Regions from separate parts of the Homo sapiens genome. Here region 1 is linked to region 2. Evidence: chromatin contacts called from ENCODE Hi-C or POLR2A ChIA-PET data. All regions are on one chromosome and are shown on one strand. The core of a region is the stretch at or near the end of the contact, and the rest is flanking DNA. Distances in the headings are between cores, read along the strand shown. Region 1 holds the start of ACER2 (alkaline ceramidase 2). Region 2 holds the start of DENND4C (DENN domain containing 4C).

The links. Hi-C counts contacts between places; a loop is a spot of excess contacts on that map. ChIA-PET counts read pairs that join two places held with the same protein, here RNA polymerase II (POLR2A). Pooled maps may share reads with other maps.
Region 1: a map of CD8-positive, alpha-beta T cell shows a loop between it and region 2 (13-fold over the local background). The contact joins the promoter of ACER2 here to the promoter of DENND4C in region 2. A Hi-C loop is called at or near these places in 7 of 168 maps with a recorded cell type or tissue (B cell, CD4-positive, alpha-beta memory T cell, CD8-positive, alpha-beta T cell and 3 more), 11 of 37 single-sample maps with no recorded cell type and 21 of 50 pooled maps. POLR2A ChIA-PET finds 5 or more read pairs at or near these places in 6 of 52 experiments (GM12878, H1, MCF 10A and 2 more).

Annotation. Positions count from the first base shown.
Region 1 is chr9:19,404,890-19,410,417 of GRCh38, reverse strand. It overlaps ACER2 (alkaline ceramidase 2), which reads right to left and starts at 1,409. Exons shown (of 6, transcript NM_001010887.3): 1 at 1,226-1,409. The coding sequence starts at 1,333. RefSeq lists enhancers at 1,164-1,313, 726-1,581, 1,582-2,439 and a silencer at 1,414-1,703.
Region 2 is chr9:19,226,939-19,232,064 of GRCh38, reverse strand. DENND4C (DENN domain containing 4C) reads right to left here and starts at 1,372. Exons shown (of 33, transcript NM_001330640.2): 1 at 1,232-1,372. RefSeq lists silencers at 825-964, 1,185-1,554, 1,635-1,934 and enhancers at 568-1,073, 1,074-1,580, 1,965-2,214.

The DNA of each region.
Region 1 (5,528 bases), core at 160-2,659, 180 kb before region 2:
TTAAGGAACCAACCTAATCATAAAAAAAGGAGCAGGAGTGTTTGTGTGGAAGCCAGCCATGGATTTCAGCACTGAGGGAAGGAAGGGCCCAGACTTCTGGATTGTGGCCCCAGCCATGCCAGAAATGTGAGCATGACAGCTCCCTCCTCAAGAGCCCAGTTTTCTCATCAGATGAATAAAAGGACAGGGACTAGATCATCTGAGATTCCTGCAGGCAGTAAGCACCTGACTCCTGCTGAAGACATTCTCTCTAGCAAATCCAAAAGGAAAAGTCCTAAACAACAACCTCAAATTCACAATGACCCAAACCAGGAGTTCCTGTTTCCCTTGTTTGGGCGGTGAAAAGATAAGCCACAGAAATGACCACGCAAAGTCTCACATTCTGTACCAGGATTCTGAGCCATGGACATACACAAAATAAGAGGCATTTCCTCTCCCAGCTGCAACCCTTCCCTACCACAAGAACTAAAATCACACAGGATTCTGCAATGGGGAAGTTTCTGCTCACCCTTATCTAGGGACCTAGGCAAATCCAAAACCCGCACATTATCACTCCCAAACTTTCCTTTCATCCCTCAGACTTCAGAACTGGAGAAAGCACAGTCCTGGGGGAGTTGAATTAGCGGCTTGCACAAGACAGGACACTAAAGGCAAGAAAAAAAAACAAGTAGTAATTAACTTGATTCTGACCAAAAATAACTCGACCATTATAGGCATGTTCTTGGGGGTGGGGCAAGTCTGCCTGGTGGGAGTGACCCCAGCCGCGGGGACCTGCGGGGGGCGTGCTCTTCCCAGCACTCCGAGAGCAGGTATTCAGGGCAAAAAAGCACAATGCGACCCAAGTGCGTCACGCCACAGAGATCCCAGGGGAGGAAGAGACTTGTCCCGGCAGGTTCACCGCCCCCAGCTGACCCAAACAAGGAGAATGGGCTGACACAGACCCCTGGTTCCTGGACGCGTGGGGGCCAAACAAGACAATAGGACCATCACAAAACAAATGACAGCAGGAGGAAGATGAGCCCAGCTGTCGGGAATGGGGACAGGAGAGGAGGACAGATGGAGAACTGAAAGGAGCGCGCCGAGGAGGGGGTGTGGACTGACTCAGCCCCTGGAGAGAATGCCCCCAGATGCGCGCAGAGACCCACGTCCAGCTTCCAGACGCTGCGGCGCGGGAACAGCCCCCTCCCGCTGGCCCGCCTGCCTTCCCCGCTCCCGCGCCCCGCACCGTGTTGTAGAACTCGGCGATAGCAGGCACGATGGTGTAGTTGTCCTCGCACCAGTCCACCTCCGAGCTACCAGCCTGCAGCTGGTCCCACCAGTGCGGGGCGCCCATGGCCACTCCGGGGCATTGGAGCAGCTGCTCGCGCAGCTGAGAAGAGCCCAGAGCTGCTGCGGAGGCAAAACGCGGCGACAGCCAGCGGCGAAAGCGGCTTTATGAAGCACCGGGTAACCGCCGGATGTGCGCCTCCCAACTGGCCTCCCGCGCTCCGCCCCGCCTCGCCTCGCCTGCGGGAGGTTACTCGTTCGCAGACCCTCCCCGGCCCCTCCCCCTGGAAGCCACGCCCACCGTGGGGCGGGACCCGCGTGGAGGAGGGGTCCAGGGTGGGGCGCCTGGAGGCGGAGACCGGGCTCCAGACTCTTCCAGACTACCCAGCACCCGGCAGGTGGCCAGGGCCTCGATGGTGCTACCCACGCCTGCCCACGCCCATCTCCTGGCTCAGACTCGCAGCCTCCCCCGATTGAAGGAGCGCCAGAACTCTCCCTGGAAAAAAATTTAAAATAAAAAGAAACCCGGGAGGACCTGGACCTCTCTGGACCCAGAGTTTGCAGCGATTTTGCTGCGTCCGGCGTTGGACGCCAGTGCTTACACCAGAGAAGTGCCCTCAGTCCCTCCGAGGCCGGACGCCACTCGCTGCGGTCACTGTGGCAGGAAGACCTTCCCGGCTGCTGGAGCAGGTTGGGCCGCCCAGTCCCCGGGGGAGCACTTCTATTTAGAGTACGTTCCTGCCCTCCCTCCCCTTGGCTCCAGCGTTAAGGCTTAATCTAGCCTTCGATATGGGGACTTAGGCAAAGGGTCAAACGTCAGCCATCCCAAACTGCAGAGGATGTAGTGTGGCAGTTATGACATCTCCAAGATATCGAGGTTCAAGAGGTGATAGATAACATACACATGCCAGGTGCTGTCTGAAGAGTTTCCATGTATCACTCATTTAGTGTGCCCAGCAGAGACCCTGTGAGGGGCTTCTATTAGCAAGTGACAGAGCTGGAAATTCAATTCAGGCAAGATGTCCTCAGATCCAGTCATAACTACCTTCTTTTGCTTCTGTAACTGTTCTGCGGTTTGTAAATGAAAGCCAATCTGGTTCCCAGGATCCCTAGAGGAAAGCCACCCTCTGTGTGTATGTGGTGGCTCCCGTTCTCCTTCCTTGAAAGGTTGTAGGATTCTAGGTCAGGACAGCGGCAGAAGAGGCCCTGGGCAGCAGCCCATTGGTGACTGTCATTAGGACGTCTTGCTCGGACCCGCAGGGTATCCTAAAGGCCAGCAACTCCCCAGGGTCTGCCCTCTCTCTGGGCCTGACTGCCCAGCAGGACCCTGGGTGGTGCTTCAGTGTCCTCTGCACCAAGTGTTTGTCTGCCCACCAGTACCCACACAGCCATGTGCAAGTCCCCAGAGATCTCCATCACTGACAAAAACTGCAAGCCCCGCCGCCTCTCCTAGTCTCTAGAAAATCCAGGTTTGTCCCCCAGGGGCCAAACCACACTCCTCCTTTCATCTTTGTCCCAACCTCTATCCCTTCCTCCTGCTTTACGGGCAATTCCACTGCCCTCCAGAACCCAAGTAGAAGATACACTCTTACCTTCCCCTAGGGTTGATTTACCCAGACCTACAGGATACCCGGAGTGAGCTGGCCACCTAAGAAAGGCGGTTGAGGGCCGGGCGCGGTGGCTCATGCCTGTAATCCCAGCACTTTGGGAGGCCGAGGCAGGCGGATCACGAGGTCAGGAGATGGAGACCATCCTGGCTAACATGGTGAAACCCCGTCTCTACTTAAAAAAAGAATACAAAAAATTACCCGGGCGTCGTGGCGGGCGCCTGTAGTCCCAGCTACGCAGGAGGCTGAGGCAGGAGAATTGCGTGAACCCGGGAAGCGGAGCTTGCAGTGAGCCGAGATCGCGCCACTGCACTCCAGCCTGGGTGACAGAGCGAGATTCCATCTCAAAAACGAAGGGCGGTTGGGGTGGATGTTTCCCACAGCCACAGAAGAAAGATACATCAGTTAATTTCTGTGTCTCAAAATGCTACACCAACTGTTCAGCAATAGAATTTTCCCTGTAGTCAATATTTTACTTCTTCCAACAACAGTTTACTTGGAAATATATCCATATTCATCAAAATATAATGGTATTTTTAAAAAACCATTATTTTATATGCCAGAGATTCTCAAAGTGTGGTTCCTCCCTTTCTTTTCATTTTCATTCTCTTACCAGTGTACATTGGAACTTCCCAGAGGATACATGATGTGTGATGTCATTATCTCTCCGACAGCTAATGGAATATGTGCTTGTGATTCTTTGGTATTAAAAGTCTGTTTAAATTTCTAATGCGGTAACTATTGATGTTACCATATAAACCACAAGTTCTCTGGTGTTCTCAATATTTTTTAAGAGTGTAAAGGGGTCCTCAGACTAAAAAGATTGAAAGTTGCTGTTAAAAAGATGTTCCTGGCCGGATGCAGTGGCTCATGCCTGTAATCCCAGCACTTTGGGAGGCCAAAGCAGGCAGCTCTTCTGAGGTCTGGAGTTCGGGACCAGCCTGGTGAACTTGGCAAAACCCCGTCTCTATTAAAATACAAAAATTAGCAGGGCATGATGGTGGGCACCTCCAGCTATGCGGGAGGCTGAGGCAGAAGAATCGCTTGAACCCAGGGGGCAGAGGTTGCAGTGAGCCAAGATCGCGCCGCTGCACTCCAGCTTGGGCAACAGAGCGAGACTCCATCTCAAAAAAAAAAAAAAAAAAAAGAAATATTTCCAATTAAACTATTTGTAATACTTTTTTATCATTTAGAATTTTTAGTGAACAAGCACAGACTTAGACTTACATTGTTATCATACATCTCTTGTGCATACCTAAGAAGGAAGGTATAAGCAAAAATAAATTCATTAAAGAATTCCTGTAATTTCTTTACATTCAGAATCTCTGTTCTTCTGAGTCATTTTTCAGCTTATAGTCATTGATGTCTGTGTCATTCATATAGAAATGTCCTCTGTGTCCTTAATTACTATGTGCTAATAATGCAGCATTTCTTAAAACTATTCCACTACTGTTTTCTTGCAAACTACTGACACCTGTTTTACAAATTTTGATGCTGGGACTCTCCTGATCTTACCTGAAGGTGTCAGTGGAAGGTTTCCAGACAACAGGCAGCATGTTTCTTTTCCAGATGGTCCTTATATAATCTGTTGAGAGAAACATGGAGATTACAGTTGCCAAGTCATCCCACCAGGAATAACCACCAAGTCTGTACATATGCAGGCAGTGACACCACATCACAACCATGACCTAGCCAACCATAATCATAAAATGCCATTCTTGGTAAAATGCATCAGGATTTCAGAGATTTAACAACGCAAAACAATGTGAGTTTTAGCACCAGTGAAATATTAAATTTGCTGAATGTAATTCATCCTTCTTTCCAAGTCTTGCTAAGGGAATGATGGGAGTTTTTCATCCTCCACAGTAACTCTTATTGTCAGTGACAATTGTAGTTCAAAATCAGTCAGCCACATTGGTTCCTTCTAATTACAACTGCACAGAAACCGTACTTGAGTCACACTGTCTCTAAAATTTTGTTTTCATAGCTCTCCCCATTGTTAACATTGTTAACTTTTTTTTTTTTTTTTGAGACAGGGTAACCCTCTGTTACCCTGGTTGGTGTGCAATGGTGCAATTTCAGCTCACTGCAACCTTGACCCCCCCACCCCAGACTCAAGCGACCCTCCCACCTCAGCCTCATGAGTAGCTAGGACCACAAGGGTGCACCACAATGCCCAGCTAAATGTTGTATGTTTTGTAGAGACAAGGTTTCATCATGTTGCCCAGGCTGGTCTCAAACTCCCAGGTTCAAGTGATCCCTTGAGCCTCCCAAAGTGCTAGGATTATAGGAGTGAGCCATTGCATCCAGCCAACATTTTTAAAATAAATACAACATTGGTAATTTAACAAGAGGGCCTATCAGGAGGTTATAAATTTTAAAATTGATTTATATTAATTGCATGATGCCTTAGAAACTACTGCTAGTGGTTGAATACAAAATTCTGATGTCTACTCTAAACTAAGTTTGTTGAGGGAAGGATGCAGTGACAGCAAGGAACAGAACTACTGAGTTCCAACTATTTGGCTTACGATGCTTTTGGCCTACATGACTCAGTGATACAGATCCACAAGGGAGCAAGTTTGAAGGAACAGCCCTTGCAAGGAATTCAGAATGACAGCACCTTCTATTTTTACATAGTGTATAACAATGTTT
Region 2 (5,126 bases), core at 123-2,622:
TGAAAACTTCCTTTTGCAACTAATATTGCTCTTATCGCGTGTACACAGAAAAATCATACAACGCTCTGCATTTCTGATAGAGTAATACACACTATCACATCAAATCAAGTATTTATCCAGAACTTAGCGCCTTAGCACTAACGTTCTCCCCTCTCATTATACACAGACCGGAAGGGAAAACCTATTCCTACGTAAATTAGGGCCTAGGAAGAACGCCTCAACACGGGTTTGCACACAATTAAGCAGGCTCAGTGGGTCAATTTCTCAGGCTACAACGCTTGACAGTATCTCGGAGGCACAAAGAGACAGCTGAGGGTTCACTACTGGAAATGACACTTTCCCTCAAATTTGCACAAGTACCCGCGGTAACTACCCTAAATTTTCCCGTGTGACAAACATACATAAGGGGAGAAGGAGGCGGTACTATTTAAAAACTGGGTAATTCCTTATTAGTGCAGATAAAAGACGGTCTTCGAGAGGGAAAAGGTCTATCAAGCAGAAAAGGGGAGGAAAAAAAAAAAGACGTGACAGCATTCTTAAAACAGAAAAAGTTACAGCTCTTTACAGGAGTCAGCCTTAGGACTTCATTCCTTGGTTTTGTGTTTAGTCACTCCAGAGTTAAAAGGATACTGCCCTCCTAGAAAGTCATCCCCGACAAAGAAGCCCTGAGGATCGGCCACCGTAAGACAGAGAAGGAAATGTCTTCAATTCACCAGAGACACCTGCCCAGGTCCCCCTCCTCCCCGTTGTCCCCGACACTTCTCAGTCCCCCGACTCCTCTCGAGACTGCCCGCCACCCCTGGCTCTAGCTCTCCGCTCTCTCAGCCTCGACCCCCTCTGGGAAGCCCCGATCCTGCTCCCTCCGCACCCCGGCCCCCACCAAAGCGGCCGTCGCCCCGGCGGTCCCCCGGGCCCAGACCCCTCGCGCTTGTACGCAAACGATTCTCATGGGCCCGGCGGGCGACGCGGGGAGGCTCTTCAGGGGCAGCCTTTCCCCGACTGCATCCCGCAGGATCCGGGGACTCCCCGCCCCCGGAAACCGCGGAGAAACTAGGCCACGAACGCCAGCCGCGGCCACTCTCCGCCTCCTCGGCGACCCCCCGCGGGCCAGCCACTCGGAACTCAGCCCTCCGGGCTCTACCTGTCCCGCGCCCTCCCAGCCTTGCAGCGCAGGCCCCGCGAGGGCACGGCGCAGGCTTCCTCCGCCAAAGGCCCCGCGCCGCAGCCTCACCTGCTGCCTGCTCCTCTGTCAGCGCAGCCCCGACACGGCTTCTTCCTGGGGCAAGAAAGCACCGGATTCGCGGACTGGGCGCGCTCGGCAGGGCAGGGCGGGGGACTAGCTCCAGCGGCCGCCGCCGCCTCAGTCCGGTCTGCGCCTGCGCCGCCTCGCGGGCAGGGTCTCCGAGGGGCGCCGCCTACAGCCAGGGGCGATGGCCGGAGCGCTGGCCCGCGCGGGTGCCTCCGCGCTGTGAGCCGTCGGACAGTGCGGGCGGCGCGTCGCCTAGGAGCTGCCCGCGGCGCAGCCGTCCCAAGACCTGACCGCCATGTTTCTGTTCCCTTTTTCTCCCCCGCCTTCCGCCCCTTTCCACAAAACAGCACTTTCTTTTCCCCCTCCCTCTCCCTTTCCTCCTGCGGGGGCGGGTGGAAAAGGGCGGGGGGTGGGAGGGAGAAGACGCAGGGAGGAGGGGGGCGGTGCGGTGCTCAGGCCCCTCCCCCGGGGAGGGCCGAGGCCCTGCAGCCACCGCTCCCCTCCCCCGCCCGACCCCTGTGCGACCCCCGCGGGGCGCGGGGTCTGAGCCTTGCGGGCCTCCGATCCCCTCCTCAGCGTTCGCGCGGCCGAGCCTGCAGAAACAGAGCTGGGGAGAAAGCGCTCTGGAGGCCGCTGTGCACCCCTTCCTGCAGGGCTCAGACTGGCGGTGTGATGTGGGTTTATTGCCTTGGCCTGAGGCAGGTGGCGGCTGCTTCTCTCGGAGTTTTCAAAGACAGGGAAAGTGATGCCGAGTGGCTGAAGGTCACTGAGGACAGTGCCGGGAGATACGTGAAGATTCCTTCCCAGGGAAGGAATCTGGAATTCCCACGCATGAGTAGAGGGCTCTAGAGAGACCCGCGCGCTGGCCCTTCCCGAAACCCCTTGGCTCCAGTGCACCATGTGAGTCCCTGGCCGCGCTCGGTGTCTCTCCTTCGGCCCAGATTTGGGGATGGGAATTCCTAATGGAGAAATCGCTCATTTGCATAGTCAGTACCCTCACGCCTCCTAAGTGTAGCCTCATTATCGACACAGACGCCTGCAGAGTCGTTTCTCTATAATGCAAATTTTGCAGGATATTTTTGAACAACGTTTTTGAGTTATCATAGTAAATGAAAAAGCAATTACTAGTTATTTAGGAAGAAGGAAATGGTTTGAAGTAGAGATAACTTTTTTACCTCTGGGGGGAAAAAAAGGCGAATGACTTCAGATTCCATGGCAGGTCAAAATCAGAACTGGTAAGATTTCTGCATATCTGGTGAGTATCCACATAAATAATCATTTTCCTGAAAATTACACTCTCCTTATTTAATCTGTATTTTTGCATAAAAATGTGAGATTATACCTGGGTCATAAATGCACTGCTGTCCATTTATTTCTGAAGTTTATTGCATAGCCATGGATAATTTGAGTTTTATATTCAATAGCAGAAACTATTTTTCTAACCACGTAAGCAGTCAGAATTGATTTCAGAAGAAATGCGCAGCAATAAAAGTTAAGGCTTATTTAATAACAGTTTGGGGCCAATTTGGTCCCCCTGGAAACTATCTTTGACATTGACAATCCGAAGAGCAAAAGTTTAAGAAAGGATCTAATACTTCAAAATTTAGCTTGTGGGCCGGACGCGGTGGTTCACGTCTGTAATCCCAGCACTTTGGGAGGCTGAGGCGGGCGGATCACCTGAGGTCGAGAGTTCCAGACCAGCCTGACCAACATGGAGAAACACTGTCTCTACTAAAAATACAAAATTAGCCGGGCGTGGTGGTGCATGCCTGTAATCCCAGCTACTCGGGAGGCTAAGGCAGGAGAATGGCTTGAACCTGGGAGGCGGAGGTTGCAGAGAGCCGAGATTGCGCCATTGCACTCCAGCCTGGGCAACAAGAGCAAAACTCTGCCTCAGAAAAAAAAAAAAAAAGAAAAAAAAGAAAAGAAACAGTGAAACAAAATTTAGCTTGTGGGCTTCTTTTCCTTCTTTCCCAAAGTCTAAATTAATTAGCAGTTTTAAAGCAATATAAACGAGATTTCTTTCTTTATTTACATATATATTTTTTAATTTTTCCTCATCCCAACTAGAAAAGGAAAGACAAGATTTCTTCGCCCCCTCCTTTTTTTTGGACACAGGATCCCCCCCTCTGTCACCCAGGCTGGAGTGCAGTGGCACAAACAGGGTTCACTGCAGCCTTAACTTCCTGCCACCTCAGCCTCCCGAATAGCTGAGATGGTAGGCCTGTGCCAACCACCCACCCACACCCCACTAATTTTTTGGGGGGGTTAGGGGAAGATATAAAGTCTCACTATATTGCCCAGGCTAGTCTTGAACACCTGAACTCAAGCAATCCTATTACCTCAGCCTCCCAAAACTCTGGGATTACAGATATGAGGCACCGTGCCCAACCAAGACAAGATTTCTTAATGGGTACATTCATTTAATTAGCTCTCAGGGATTCAGAGTTTTTTTTTTTCTCTCTCTCTCTCTTTTTTTATGGCACCCACAGAAATGAAAAATGGATGAGGCCAGTATCTCTCTTCCACTTGACTTGATTTTTCTCACTTTGCAATGGAAGGCTTAGGATTTTCTTTAATTTTTCTCACTATCTTAATCGTCCTATAGATTTACCATAGATTTTTCACTGCCATTTTCCACCAAAAATTTCATAGAATGAACTTGAATGTTTTGGGACTAATTTTTCATGTGAGTTAACTGTTCTCAGATCTGGAAGTTCTTGATTCAGCAACCTTCCCAACTGCATGCTTAGGGGCCCAGAACTGAAATAAGTTCATTTGAAATTTTATATATATATATTTATATATATATATATTTTTTGAGACAGAGGCTTGCTCTATTGCACAGGCTGGAGTGCAATGGCATCGTCTTGGCTCACTGCAACCTCCACCTCCCAGGCTCAAGCGCTTCTCCTGCTTCAGCCTTCTAAGTAGCTGGGACTACAGGCGTGCGCAACCAACCACACCCGGCTAATTTTTTGTTTTTTTTGTTTTTGTTTTTGTTTTTTTTTGGGTAGATAACAGTGTTTTGCCACGTTGCCCAGGCTGGTCTCAAACTCCTGAGTTCAAGCAATCCGCCTGCTTCCCGGCCACCCAAAGTGCTAGGATTCTAGGTGTGAGCCACCACACCCGGCCTCATTTTAAATTTTAATATAAAGGCTGGGCACCATGGTTCATGCCTGTAATCCCAGCACTTTGGGAGGCTGAAGTGGGTGGATCACCGGAGGTCGGGAATTTGAGACCAGCCTGACCAATGTGATAAAACCCCGTCTCTATTTAAAAATACAAAAATTAGCCAGATATGGTGGTGGGTGCCTGTAATCTCAGCTACTAGGGAGGCTGAGACAGGAGAATCTCTTGAACCCAGAAGGCAGAGATTGCAGTGAGCCGAGATCTCACCGCTGCACTCCAGCCTGATGGACAGAGCAAGACCCTGTTTCAAAAAAATAATAATAATATTTGACTGTATAAAAAGTAGGAGAGTCGGAGAGCCCGATATCAACATAATTGTTATAATGATTATAGTGTCACAGTTTTAGTTGGGCCTATGTAGATAGAAGAATGCATAGGAAAAAATCAGCCCATCGAAGAGGGGAACACAGACATTCTAGCAGAAAGCTCCTTCTTGCTGCCTTCTGACTGGGCGTGGTCACTGCAGATTTCCGTGGAACTGTGACACAAAGGAGTGGAATGAAAATGTTGAAAATTTCCTTAAGATATTTTTGGGGCCGGGCGCGGTGGCTCACACCTGTGATCCCAGCACTTCGGGAGGCCGAGGCGGGCAGATCACCTGAGGTCAGGAGTTTGAGACCATCCTGGACAACATGACGAAACACCATCTCTACTAAAAATACAAAAATTAGCCGGGCGTGGTGGT